Linked DNA regions of Homo sapiens: region 1 is linked to region 2. Evidence: chromatin contacts called from ENCODE Hi-C or POLR2A ChIA-PET data. All regions are on one chromosome and are shown on one strand. Each heading gives the region's core, a stretch centred on a gene start or an enhancer-like site at or near the end of the contact. The rest is flanking DNA. Distances are from core to core; before and after follow the strand shown. Region 1 overlaps PIAS1 (protein inhibitor of activated STAT 1). Region 2 has its middle 91 kb from the start of PIAS1.

Region 1 (7,179 bases), core at 191-2,690, 150 kb before region 2:
TGCAAACACTCTTAATAAAACTTTAGCAAATAAAATCCAACCATATGGAAAAACAATAATTTATCATAACTAAGGGAGATTTGTTGCAAAAATACAAGGCTGGTTCACCATTCAAAAATCAAGTCACCATATTAACGCACTAAAAAAGAAACACCATATTAACAGCTCAATAGATGAGGAAAACGCATTTGACAAAAACCCAACAACCATTCCTAATAAACACTCTCCAGAAACCAGGAATAGAAGTAAACATCTTCAAATCGATAATAGACAGCTATGAAAATTTACAGGAAACACTTTACTGAGACGTGAAAGAATCAATGTTTTCCCTCAAAAATTAGGAATGAGGCAGTGACATCCACTCTTACCATTTCTATTCAACATTATACTGAAGGTTCTTGCCAGCACAATAAAGCAAGAAAAATGCATCAAGACTGGAAAAGAGTAAAACTGTCTATTCATAGAAAATATGACCTATGTAGAAAATTCAATAGAATCTACAAAACGCTTCTAGAACAATCGAATTTAGCAAGGTGAAGATGCTATACAAAAACCAGTCGTATTTCCATATAATAACAGCAAACAATCAGAAACTGAAATAAAAAAAATACCATTTACAGTATAGCACCATGTACTGTGGAAGAGAGTTTGACAGTTTCTTACAAAGCTAAACATACTCTTACCATATAGTCCCACAATCACACTCCTTAGTATTTACCTAAAGGAGCTGAAAACATATGTCCACATAAAGCCCTCCACATGGATGCTTACAGCACCTTTATTTATACTGCCAAAACCTGGAAGCAACCAAGATGTCCTTCATTAAGGGTAAAAACAGAAGTCCCTCAAATTTTCACTTATCCTATGGCATCGTTTTGGGGAAAGATGAAATGTTCTAGTGGTGTTCATAATTAAGGGTACTTACAATGGTCATGGGGGATCTCTCTTGTGAATATTAAGAGCCTATTATGAGAGAAGATTTGTAACACCATCTCCCCGTAAGTATTAATTATCAAAGTTTCATCTCCAAGAAAGAAGAGAACTGCCCACAATAAGCAGAATATAATTACAACTCAAAATACATAAAAAGTGCAGAAAGAAAAGTTAAGGTTTTAGAAATTTCATCTTTTATATTGTTCCACAGAGAAACGAACTAGATCAAAAATAAAAAGACGAATCATGTTGCAATTTACATAAACTCAAAACATTGGAAGTAAAAAAAAAATCTAGATACATAAAATAATTGAGATTCTGATGATAGAAACACTGAGCTAATCTAAGAGGCTGTACTTTCAATTGCTCTAAAAATATTTGCTATTCCACCTCACCAGCAGAAAGAAAAGCTAAAAATAGTCATCTTTCTGTTATAGAATATTTCTTGCTGTCTTAGGGAAAGTGAAACTAAAGTTCCTATCTACGAATGTCAGCCTTACAATCTTTAATGAACCCTCTGACTTAGTCAAACAAAAACTTGACAACTATGTAATTTTTTAAAATATAGCTGGAATGATATAGTTTCATCATTAGGCTGTCAGCTCCCATTAAGAAAGAAGACTGCAGAAAATATGTTTTCTCCAATTCATATACTAAATCATTAACAAATTCATATTGCTTTGACTATCTTTAAATGGGAATTTTTAAAGGAAAGAATACTTAATGATATGAGAATACAGTCATAAAATATTAAGTGAAAAAGACAAGATATAAACATGAAGTATAGAGCATAAATAAGCAAATTTACATATTATGCGTTGAAAGATTGAAAAAGGCAGCAAAAATTGACTCCTTTGTAACTTTTATTTACAAAATTCTTCACATTGAGCATATGTATTGTTTTTATAATAATTTGCTTTTTATACCTTATACAAAACCAATATACTATACATGTATATAAGTGTGTGTGTGTGTGTGTGTGTGTGTGTGTGTATGAAATATATGCAGTCGTTTGCTAGAGCAAGAGAGAGACAGAGAGAGATCCTATTGCTAGATTTCTGAATTTTCAAGGTTGCAAATATTTCACAATAAATTGTGGCTAAAGTTCTTTGGAGTACAACAAAAATTACACATGAATTTTCCATTCATACAGAAATTACCTATACTAAGAAACAGGAAACAATTCCAACATGTAATACTATTAAACTTTAGCACTGTAAAACCCTTTGATTTCATTTTTATCACATCCTTTTATCAGGTTCCTAATAAGCCCATCCTTAATAAGCTTGCCTTATACTTTTCATCACCTTTTTTCTCTGGAGTTTAACTCTACCTATCCTAGTTATTCTAACTTTACATTATTCCTCAGATTAGTTTACTGAGTTAGTAGCTGGTCTCCTGGTAGACTTAATCAAAGGAGTCTATAAAGACTCCCAAGCAGCTCAGGAGTTAAAAGTATGGTAAATACACTTTATCTGGCTCATCTATTCTCTCACAGCTGGCAGACCATTAGGCTGTTTTAAGTCCAGCAGGGTTATGAAACAGGACTGGGTCAGTTCAAGCCAGCCAGCTATGAACCAAGTCTAATGATCAATGTTTGAATGTAAAACCAGAAAAAGTAAGCAGACTATAATTGGGATATTGATTTTCTTTCTTTTGCAAAACTTTCATTTTCTTTTTTTGTTGTTGTTAATGCAAGCATTCCAAGTTTTAAAAGAACATCTAAAATTGTACTACTTGACAGCAGCTGAAAAACATTTTGGTATACAATCTTCTAGGCATTTTCCTATACATACATTGATATGTACCTATGTATGTGCACACATATAACCACATGCATGTAATATACTTTGTTCCCCACAAAATTTGCATTGAATACACTTCTTAAAACATATTAAAGTCTTTCCATGTTAATAAACATATCTTTAATGGCAACTTGATGTGAAAAAAGTTTAAAATAATTTCAAATAAATAAACAAACCAATGTCATCATTTTAAGTAGCTACTTGGTATTCTACCATATAGATGTAGCATACTTTAACCAATCTCCTATTGTCAAACACTTAGGTCATTTTCATGTTTCCCTTCCAGAATTAATGCCTTGATGAATCCTTCCCTCCCTGGTTGTATGTGGGTGGATGCATCATGCATTTGTGTGTTATTTCCGAGACATACTCTTAGAAACAGAATGGGCAAGTCAAAAGACGAACACAATTTTAAAGCTCTTGTAAAAATTGTCAAATTGCTTCCAGAAATGTACCAATTTTCATTTGCATAACCAAATGGTATATGAGAGTTCTAGATTTCCTTGCCGACACTGGACAGTGAATAAGAAACATCTTATTGTCTTAAATTTGCATTTCTTTGACTTTCTAGAAATTGACTACTTTTCATACCCTTATTGGCCTTTTTCTGTATTGTGAACCACCCTATTAGGCTGTAGTAGGCATTCTTTACATTTTTTAAAAAGATTTAATTCTTCCAAACTGGGAAATGACTACTTTTTTTTGGTGGTATAATGGTCACTGATGACCTAGATAACAACAGTTTCTTTGGCATGAGCTAGTCAAAAACCTACCTGGAAAGGGTTCATGAGAGAAAGGAGGAAAGAAATCAAAGACAGTAAATTGAGACATCTCTGGAAAGGAATTTGTGGTGAAGGAAAAGAAAATAGGGATGTAGCTGGAGGGAAATTAGGAGAAAAGTAGTTTTTTTAAGATGGGGGACTGAGCTAGTAAAGAGGCAAAAAATTGATAATGTAGCAGAGAAAGAATTACTAAGCAATATCCTTGAATAAGCAAGTGAGTAGGATCTAATGTGCAAGTGTAGAATCTGGTCTCAGTACAGATACCAGAGCATTCACCCTCAGTTACAGAAGAAAACATATACGGTAAACGGACAGAGATGTAGGCACATGGGCATAAGGTATATATTGGTGGAAGCCTTTATAAGTTATCTTCTGATTGGTTCCATTTTCTCAGTGAGGAAGAAATAAAACGCAAAGTAATCACCAAAGAGTTACGGCTCAACAACAGTTGTTGGAAGTATGTAGTAAGAGAATAAGATACAAAAGTCACCTAAGAAAGTGTATGGAGAGTGTATGGACTAGGGTAATACTGTATGATGGCCAGGTAGGATTAAGCACCCCCAATCCACACACAAATTGTTTCTAACAGTCCTTTCTATATTAAAATATGTACTATGGTCATATTTCAAATATTCCCCCTTAGTTTATTCATTTTCCCGTTTAGTATAATAAACCTTTCTTTTTGAATCTCCACAATAAAATCTTAATGAACTCTCAGTAGTTTTACGCTAGGGAAAATTCCTTCCTCACCTCAATATTATTTAAATATTATCTATGCATTTATTTCAACGCAACCTGTACTTTCCTCTGATACTATTTCATTTTTAAGCATTTAAATCTTTAAACCATTTTGATATTAGTGTTAAATTGCAGGATAGGAATTTTACTTTTTAACGGCCAATTAGGTACTCCTGAACAATTTAACATCCAATTCATACCTCTAATTAGTAATTTCACTTTTATGTTATTTGAAAATTGTATTTCTACTTTATTAACTGCTTATTCAGGCACCAGTTCCACAGCTTAAATTACTACACCCCTGCAATATATAGAGATACTCTCTTTTCAGAATTCCTCTGGCTATTCTTATTTTTTCTTCTAGATTATTTTAGTCATGATGCCTAACACACCCAACTTCGCCTTCTAGTTAAATCTTGCCAACCCTTACCTCTGACCACAGAAGTAGGATTGAGCAGATGCTGACAGGATCAGGGAGCATAATTTTCCCAGGGATAGCCCATCTACTGGCTTCTGGACAATCAATAAAATGAGAAGGCCTAAAAGGATCCATCCATTAGTGACAGATTAACTAAAATCAACCCAAAGCAGTTTAATTCAAGATTTGGAGTATGGAGTATGGGGACTAAGAGCAGATAACCATAAGCAAACAAAACAGATGCTTACAAATATATACGGATGCCACAGAGGGAGAGAAAAAAGCACACAGCCAACCAGAGAAAGTACATATCATAACTGTCTGATACTGGTTTTAAACCCTATATATTCAATACAATAAACTTTTCTTAGGTAACCTGAGGTATTATGCTTTCTTGCAATAAAAACAGTCTACAACAAAATGAAACTTTAGAATCATTTGATTAAGTTCTCCTCTTCCCGTCACACCCCTCTCTACTAAACTAGATTTTAAACTGCAACTACATAGAATTTATTGAGAATAAATACCTTTTTTTTTTCTGGAGACAGGGTCCCACTCTATCACCCAGACTGGAGTGCAGCCTTGATCTCCCCAGGCTCAAGTGATCCTTGCACCTCAGCCTCTTGAGTAGGTGGGACTACAGGCACGCACCACCATGCCCAGCTAATTTTTTTTTCTTTTTGGAGAAGAAGTTTCACTGTTGTTGCCCAGGCTGGAGTGCAATGGTGCGATCTTGCCTCACTGCAACCTCTGCCTCCCAGTTTCAAGCAATTCTCCTGCCTCAGCCTCCTGAGTAGCTGGGATTACAGGCACCCGCCACCACACCGGGCTAATTTTTTTATTTTTAGTAAAGATGGGGTTTCACCATGTTGGCTGGGCTGGTCTCGAACTCCTGACCTTCAGGTGATCCACCCACCTCGGCCTCCCAAAGTGCTGGGATTACAGGCGTGAACCACTGCACCCAGCCGTAAGTATCTTTCAAAGGACTGTCTTTCTATATATTAAAATATTTGGGGGCCTGTAAAAAATTTTTTCTTCAAATAGGTCCTGTACATTTGAAAAGTATTCTTTTGTTTTCTTTTTTATTGTTGCATGAGATTTTTCTTCAATTTTCTAATTCTTAGCGGACATACCAATATTTCTCATAGTGAGCTGCATGAGAATATACCTTGAGATATTCTGGAGGAAAAACGGTTTCATGTTCAAAGAATTTGGGGAAACTGATGCATAAAATATATCTGGCTTAGAGATTCACAAAATACATTACCATATTAAAAATTGAGAAATTCCACAGGAGTAAAAATTGTTTAAATTTAAGTTTTTTAACTTAATGGGGCATGGTCAAAGAGCACCTACTAACATCCCATGCAGCCAGTAACCAAGGATCACAGTTGTAAACCAATGGTATACAAAAGTGAGTAGACATTTCTTGTGTGCTTATTCAGTAGCTTCTAATTCCCTGAATAGACATTTTTGTTTGTATCTTTACCTCTAGTTTCAGACTTGGAACATATGACCAACTTTCAAGTCTAGGCCAAAAAGAGTTTTGCGTTTCTCCTGGCCAGGGCTGACTGGTCAAGGGCTGAATAAGGCATTTTAAAATAGTTTAGTGAACCTCAGTCTTTTTCCTGGGAATGCTAGGACAAAGATTTATCCTCTTTCTGGCTAGATTTGAATCTGGAGGGTTTTCAGGAACTTCTGGGACCCATATAATGCCTAAACATGGTCTTGACATAAAGGAAGCAGAACCACAAAATGGAGAATATGAAATGAATCTGTTCTACAAATATTTACTCAACTAATATTTACTGAGTACCTAGTATATGTAAAATAATATTCTAGGTGCTTAGCATACTTCAATAAACAAGAGACCCAAACCACTGCCCTTATGGCATTTACACTGTAATGAGAAGAGAAAGAAAATAAATAATACACATAGTAAAGTATGTCAGATGCTGACAATGTTATGGAAATAATAGGGCAGTGTAATGGGAATTGGAAAGAATAGGGTAGTCAGGGTAGGTGTCTCATCAGACATATTAATACCTTGACTAGAAGAAGATGAAGGAGATGGCCACGTGAATGTTTGTGGGATGAGTATTCCAGGTAAAGAAAACACTCATGCCAAGGCCCAAGACAAGAGCATACACAGTATCTGAGAAACAGCAAGTAGACCAGTGTTGTTAGAGTCAAGGTAACAGAAAGAATAGTTATAGATGATGATATCAGACAGGTAACAAAGATGGCCAGGCAAATGGAGAGTTTTAAACAGAGGAGTAACATGATTAGCTTTTATTTAAAAGTATCACTCTGGCTACTAAATTCAGAATATTATACAGGGAACAAAGGTAGGCACAGAGATTAACATAATAATCCAGGTGAGAGATAATGGTGGCTCAGATAAGCATAGTAGCAGTAAAGGTCATGAGAATGGTCAGATTCTAGATATACTTTAAGGGTGGAGCCAATAAAACATCCTAACTAATGAAACTGGAACATAACA
Region 2 (6,870 bases), core at 3,504-6,003:
AATCATCAGGTACATGTACTGGCATAAGGACAGACATACAGATAAATGAAATAGAATTAAGAGTCTAGAAATAAATTCATACATCCATGGTCAACTGATTTTCAAAGACTACTATGACCATTCAAAGGGAAAGAAGAGCCTCTTCAACAAATTATGATGGGAAAACTGGGTATCTACACGCAAAAGAATGAAGTTGGAACCCTACATTGCACCATATACAAAAACTAATGCAAAATGGACAAAAGACCTAAATGTAAGAGCTAAAACCATAAAACTCTTACATGAACATATAAAGGTAAATGTCCATGACCTCAGAGTTGGCATTGGCTTAAGAAATGACACAAAAAACACAAGCAACAAAAGAAAAAATTAGAGGCTGGGCATGGTGGCTCAGATCTGTAATCCCAGCACTTTGGGAGGCTGAGGTGGGCAGATCACTTGAGGTCAGCAGTTCAAGACCAGCCTGGCCAACATGGTGAAACCTTGTCTCTACTAACAATACAAAAATTAGCTGGGGGTGGTGGCGCGTGCCTGTAGACCCAGCTACTCAGGAGACTGAGGTGGGAAAATCACTTGAACCCAGAAGGCAGAGGTTGCAGTGAGCGAGAGTTGCACCATTGCACTCCAGCCTGGGCAACAGAGCAAGACTCTGCCTCAAAAAATAAATAAATAAATAAATAAATAAAAGGAAAAAAAAAGAAAAAATTAGATAAATTGGATTTCATCAAAATCAAAAACATCAAAAGATGCTTTTAAGAGAGTGAAATGACAATGTACAGAATGGAAGATAATATTTGCAAATCATATATCTGATAAGGACTTGTAGTATCCAGAATATATGAAAATCTCCTACAACTCAACAACAAAAAGACAACCAATTTTTAAATGGGCAATGGACTTGAATAGACGTTTCTGTAAAGAAGTTATACAATGGCCAAGAAGCACATAAAAGATGCTTAGTATCATTGTCATTAGGGAAATTCAAATAAACAAACACAATAAGACACTATTTTTGCACCCACTAGAATGGTTATAATTTTTTTTATAAAGGAAAATAACAAGTGTTGTTGAGGATGTGGAGCAGTTAGAACCCTCATATGTTGCTGGTGGAAATGTAAAATGGTGCATCCACTGTAGAAAGCAATTTGGCACTTCTTCAATAACTTAAACAAGAATTGCCCTGTGATCCAGCCATTCCTCTCCTGGGTATGTAACTGAAAGAATTAGCCACACCCGGTGGCTCACACCTTTAATCCCAGCACTTTGGGAAGCTGAGGAGGGCAGATCACTTGAGCCCAGGAGTACAAGACCAGCCTGGGCAACATGGTGAAACCCCTTTCTGCAAAAAATACAAAAATAAGCCAGGCATAGTGGTTTATGCCTGTAGTCCCAGCTACTCAGGAGGCTGAGGCAGGAGGATTACTTGAGCCCAGGAGGCTGAGGTTGCAGTGAGCCAAGATCATGCCATTGCACTCCAGCCTGGGTGACGGATTGAGACCCTGTCTCAATAAGAAATAAATAAATAAAAATAATATAACTGAAAGAATTGAAACAGGTGCTCGAGCAAAAATGCATCCACAAATGCTCATAGCAAGCAGCATTATTCACAACAGCCAAAAGGTGGAAACAATTCAGTCGTCCATCAACTGATAAACAGATAAACAAATATGTACTCAAACAATGGAATATTATTCAGCCATAACAAAGAATGAAGTACAGATACATGCTACAACATTGAAAACATTATTCTAAGTGAGGCTGGGTGTGGTGGCATGCACCTGTAATCCCAGCTACTAGGGAAGCTGAGGCATGAGCATTGCTTGAACTGGGGAGGTGGAGGTTGTGGTGAGCCAAGATCATGCCACTATACTGCAGCCTCCTGGGTAACAGAGTGAGACTCTGTCTCGAAAATAAAAAACATTATACTAAGTAAAAGAACAAGTCATAAAAGGCCACATTTTATATGATTCTGTTTATGTGAAATGTCCAGAAGAGGCAATTTTACAGACACAGAAAGTAAATTAGTGGTTTCCAGGAACTGAGGAGAAAAGGTAATGGGGAATCACTGCCTAGCGGGTATGGGATTTTCCGTAGGGGAGATGAAAATGTGGTGAATATTGTACAATACTGTGACTGCACTGTCATTCATGGTAAATTTTACATTATATGTATTTTACCACTCTAAAAAACGTGTCATCAATTATTTCCCAAAAGACTGCTAATTCCTTAAAATTTTCTCTCACCTCCCCCAAAATAAACTTGTTTTAACAGCAAGACTATTTTTTTTCAAGTATAAGCTTATGCAGAAACTCTATCTCTGAAACAGATAAAAGTGGAAGTCTTGGAGTAGAGAGATCCCTGTGTCCCTTTTACCCTGTATGAAAGTCCCTAAGTAGTTGGAAATTTCTGGAGTGTCTTCCAGCCCTGAACTTCTGGGTTTGAAGGCTTAGTAAGTGGGTGTTGAACGAATGCTCTGCTGGACTGATCTAATGAAATGATCACCTGGATTGGTGACCACACTGGAGCTCCAGCTCTAGTCCAAGTCCTCTGTGGAATTCTGGCCACAGCTTGCTGAGCTCAGCACTGGACACTATCCTTGGAAAAGATGGCAAAGTGAGCCAGTCGTGGAAGGTCCGAGAAGGCCTGCTGTAGTGGGGAGGTACATGTGATGCAGAAGAGCTGGGGGCTCTGGAGCCAGTCTGCCTGGCTTTGATACCTGGATCCATATTTAGTAACTATTTTCTGGATGTTAAATTCCCGAACTGTCCATACATCAGGGATTAATAATACTACATATGGCATGGTGGTATTGTGAGGATTAAATACGTTAATTCGTGTAAAGTGCTTAGAACAATGCTTGGCACATAGAAAGCTCTCAGTAGCTAATCTTGGCTGGGCAGGGTGGCTCAAGCCTGTAATCCCAGAACTTTGGGAGGCTGAGGTGGGTGGATCGCTTGAGCCTTAGAGTTCCAGACCAGCCTGGGCAAATGATGAGACCCCCGTCTCTACAAAAATTACAAAAATTATTCAGGTGTGTTGGTGCATGTCTGCAGTCCTACCTATTCGGGAAGCTGAAATGGGAGGATCGCTTCAGTCCAGGGGTTGAGGCTGCAGTTAAGCTGTGATTGTGCCACTGTACTCCAGCCTAGGTGACAGAACCAGACTTTGTCTCAAAAAAAATAAAAAGAAAAAAAAGAAAGAGAGAGAAAGAAGAAAGAAAGAAAGAAAGAAAGAAAAGGAAGAAAGAAAGAAAAGGAAGAAAGAAAGAAAGAAGAAAGAAAGAGAAAGAAAGAAAGAAAAGAAAGAAAGAAAGAAAGAAGAAAGAAAGAAAAAGAAAGAAAGAAAGAAAGAAAGAAAGAAAGAAAGAAAGAAAGAAAAGAAAGAAAGAAAGAAAATAAATCATATTTTTATTCTAAAACTACAGTGGCCCCATTCATCATATGACTCAATACACTCAACTCTCTGGTGAGGGAGTATCTCTCACCAATGAGGGTCCATGGATGACCTTGGACCACGACTTGCCCGTCAACCTGGTTTCTCCTGTGTGGCACACATGGCTGTGGCTAATGAAGGAATATTCTCAAAATCTCTGCATAATTCAGAGATTAGGCTTGAATGTGTATTTCAATCCGCTCATCTTAACCCATAGGTATTGAAATTAACTGAATGAATTGCAAGTTGTTACTTTTGTTTGGTTCGTTTTGTTTGTTTGTTTGTTTGTTTGTTTGAGACAAAGTCTCACTCTGTTGCCCAGGCTGGAGTGCACTGATGTGATCAGGGCTCACTAAAACCTTAACCTCCTGGGCTCAAGCAATCCTTCCACCTCAGCTTCTTGAGTAGCTGGGAGCTGGGACTACAAGCACGCACCGCCATACCTGGCTAATTTTTGTATTTTTTTGTAGAAACAGGGTTTCACCATGTTGCCCAGGCTGATCTCAAACTCCCGGGCTCAAGCGATCCACCTACCTTGGCCTCTCAAAGTGCTGGGATTACAGGCGTGAGCCACCTCACCCGGCCTACAAACATTTTTTTTAAATGAAAAATTAAAGAATAGAATGGAAAAGAATCAGATAATTGGGCTAAGTATTAAGTAAGTACTGTTTGTTGAAACTTCTGTGTCCGTTTGTGTGTATGTGTGGCCATGCACACCTATGAACTGGGTTATGATATAACATGTATTTCTTACTAAGGGTTGCAGTTAAAAAAAAAAAAATTGAAGGCCGTGATCTGGTAACAGCCAGGGATTTTCCAAAGGCCACCTGAGCTGAGCTGAGGCGGGCTAACTGCTCTAGGAAAGCAGTCCTGACTTGGTAGGCGAGACTGAATGATCTTGAGCAATTTGCCTATCCCCTAACAAAGCTGGGACGGTAGCCTGCACTGGGGAGTGGAATCAGGGAGGAGGGAAGATTCTCCAACCGAAAGATAAGGATATTTGATTGGTGGGACAGGTGACCTGATACTTGAATCAAGTCATGAGAGCTTGGCAGACTTCACTAAACACACACACACACACACACACACACACACACACACACACACACCTACACGGATCATTTAAGCACAAGCCAAGGGCCTATCTCAGGCATTTAGCTGTCCCTTGATCCTTTCATTGTATTTTGTCTTTTCTGGTCTACTCTATTCCCCAGGATTATCTGGGGGCTCCAGAAACTCCGCCCTTTTTAAACAAATGACTCATGCAGATTCATTTCAGAACCACAAGTTTTCTGGCTGCCCTGACCCCTCCCTTCTCGCCTGCTCTCCTGGGTCCCAGCTCTTGCTGGCAGCTTCAGCCCTATGCAGACTCAACCCCTTTCTCCCATCCCCCAGCATGGAAGACAGAGATCCCCTATACACAAAGTTAGAAGAGGAGGTTTGGACTCTCCCAACATTTGGAGTAATTGCCACAGCCCTGGGCAAAGGCTGCCAGCTTTGTGGAAGGTGTCTCTGGGGACTTCGCAGCTGGAGATTTGTCCTGTGAAAGAGGCAGAAAAGGAGTTGGAAGTGTTGCCGAGAATGAGGGCAGCTGACATACCTGGGCTACCATTCAGTTTTGCTTACCCAGGATTAAGTGGGGGAAGGTAAATTTGCCTTCTAGTGCTTGGGACTTCAAACCCCTACTCTCATTCAACACTCATTTGCATTCCTTGTCTAGAGTACAGCAAGCCTACAAAGCCAGGACATCAAAAGCCAAAAGAAGGGGGACTTGACCACAGCTGGGGAAGGATGTATTGAGACCCAGTTTTTAAGGACTATTCATGTGCTTTAAAGAGAGTTCCTCAGATGGCAGACTTTCAATCTAGTCCTTATAGCACCCTGGGTGTTACATTATTGCCAACATCTTTGCTTCAAATTGCCTATAAGCCATGACCACAGCCAGAGTCTGTGTACAAGTAGCTTCAGCTCTTTAAGTTTCATATTCTTCACCTGCAAAATGGTTCTAATAATAATATGTATTGCATAGGGAGTGATGAAGATAAAATTAGCTTGTGGAATCACTCTAGTACAGTGCCTAAAGCAAAATAGGCATATAACAGATCGATCAGTTATCACAAATGTCCTTACAATTGTACCATATTTTGTCATTGAGATATTTTAGAAAGTTAGTGAAAAACACATAAAGCAAAACCTCCCATAACTCAACTGTGCTTAGAAAGAAAGAACTATACAAAGTCTCACAAGACCCCACTTTCCACTTCTCAGATTAAACTGCTGTTAACCATTTGCTCTGTATTTATCCCTGCATACCTACCCATAAATCACTATTTCTTCATACTTTAAAAAAAGTGTAGAAATTGATTCATGCTGTTTATCCAATTTTTCAACAGGCTTTTTACACTTAATATACGATGAACATCTTTGTAGGTTAGTGTCTGTAGAGCCACCTCATTCTTTTTATCTACTGCCTAGGTTAACCATGCACCATGCATGGTTTATTTAAACATTCCCTTATTAACATTTCAGTTTTCCATTTTTGCTATTATATCCCAGAGCTACAATGAAAATCTCATCCATGTATCTTTATGCATGTGCATGAGTTTTTCTGTATGCCAGATTTCTAGAAGTAGATCTGCTGGATCACTGAGTAGGGCACATGGTAATGTTAATTGACATGGCCAAACTCTATTCCAAAAGGTTGTGTGATGTACCCTCCACTAACTATATCAATGCAGCCATTTTCTTACTCTTATCTGTCATTTTAGTTTTATCCAATCTGACAGACAAAAACCTGATTGTTTTATGTCATACGTCTTTGACTAAAGTAATGCTAAGCATAATTTTATGTCTTCTGGAGGTATGCATTTTCTCCTCTGTGAATTGTCTATTCAAACCTCAAACCATTTTTCTATTGGACCTTTCATATTTCCTTTTTAAACTGTAGAGCACTCTTTGTATAGGAAGGACATTTACCTTTTATCTGTTACATGTGTTGCTAATATTTTTGTCCACTCTGTCATTTGCCTTCTGACTTTGTTTATGGTATCTTTTTCCACTTATAGTTTTAAGATATTTTATGTAGTCAGATGTGTTCATTTTTCCTTTATGACTTCTAGATTTCTCCTCCACTTGTTTAGAAAGCCTTTGTTTTCTGACTTTCTTGAGCCCACTGCTACAATCTCCATCCACTCTCCCATGACAGCTGGCAATGAATGTCCTCACTGAGCCTGGCTCTGTCTCTCAGGCCAGCACCTTGGGTTCTTTATCTATCAACACAGTGTAATAATGTTTGGTGCTGGGAAGTATTACATTGTGTCAGAAGAACACAGAGAATGGAAAGAGTTAAGGAGGGAAGACAGTCTGAGAAGTCAGTGGAAGAAGTGGATGGGGGTGTGTGTACCTGAAGAGTTGAGAAAGCAAAGAAGAGGAAAGAGA

Evidence for each region. A loop is a pair of places that touch in the nucleus more often than their neighbours do. ChIA-PET counts read pairs that join two places held with the same protein, here RNA polymerase II (POLR2A). Pooled maps may share reads with other maps.
Region 1: a loop to region 2 is called in a pooled map, with 2.0 times the contacts of the local background. The contact joins two enhancer-like sites. A Hi-C loop is called at or near these places in 1 of 37 single-sample maps with no recorded cell type and 2 of 50 pooled maps. POLR2A ChIA-PET finds 5 or more read pairs at or near these places in 3 of 52 experiments (GM12878, K562 and activated T-cell).

Annotation. Positions count from the first base shown.
Region 1 is chr15:68,108,777-68,115,955 of GRCh38, reverse strand. All of the region lies in intron 2 of PIAS1 (protein inhibitor of activated STAT 1), which reads right to left. Among named protein-coding and RNA genes, the nearest start is that of PIAS1, 58 kb to the right of the region's middle. Within about 2 kb of position 1,440, at least 3 of the 41 ENCODE cell types and tissues checked have a DNase peak (open chromatin) inside an H3K27ac peak, as active enhancers do.
Region 2 is chr15:67,959,699-67,966,568 of GRCh38, reverse strand. No RefSeq gene overlaps it. Among named protein-coding and RNA genes, the nearest start is that of PIAS1, 91 kb to the left of the region's middle. RefSeq lists enhancers at 3,423-3,592, 4,794-4,843. Within about 2 kb of position 4,753, at least 4 of the 41 ENCODE cell types and tissues checked have a DNase peak (open chromatin) inside an H3K27ac peak, as active enhancers do.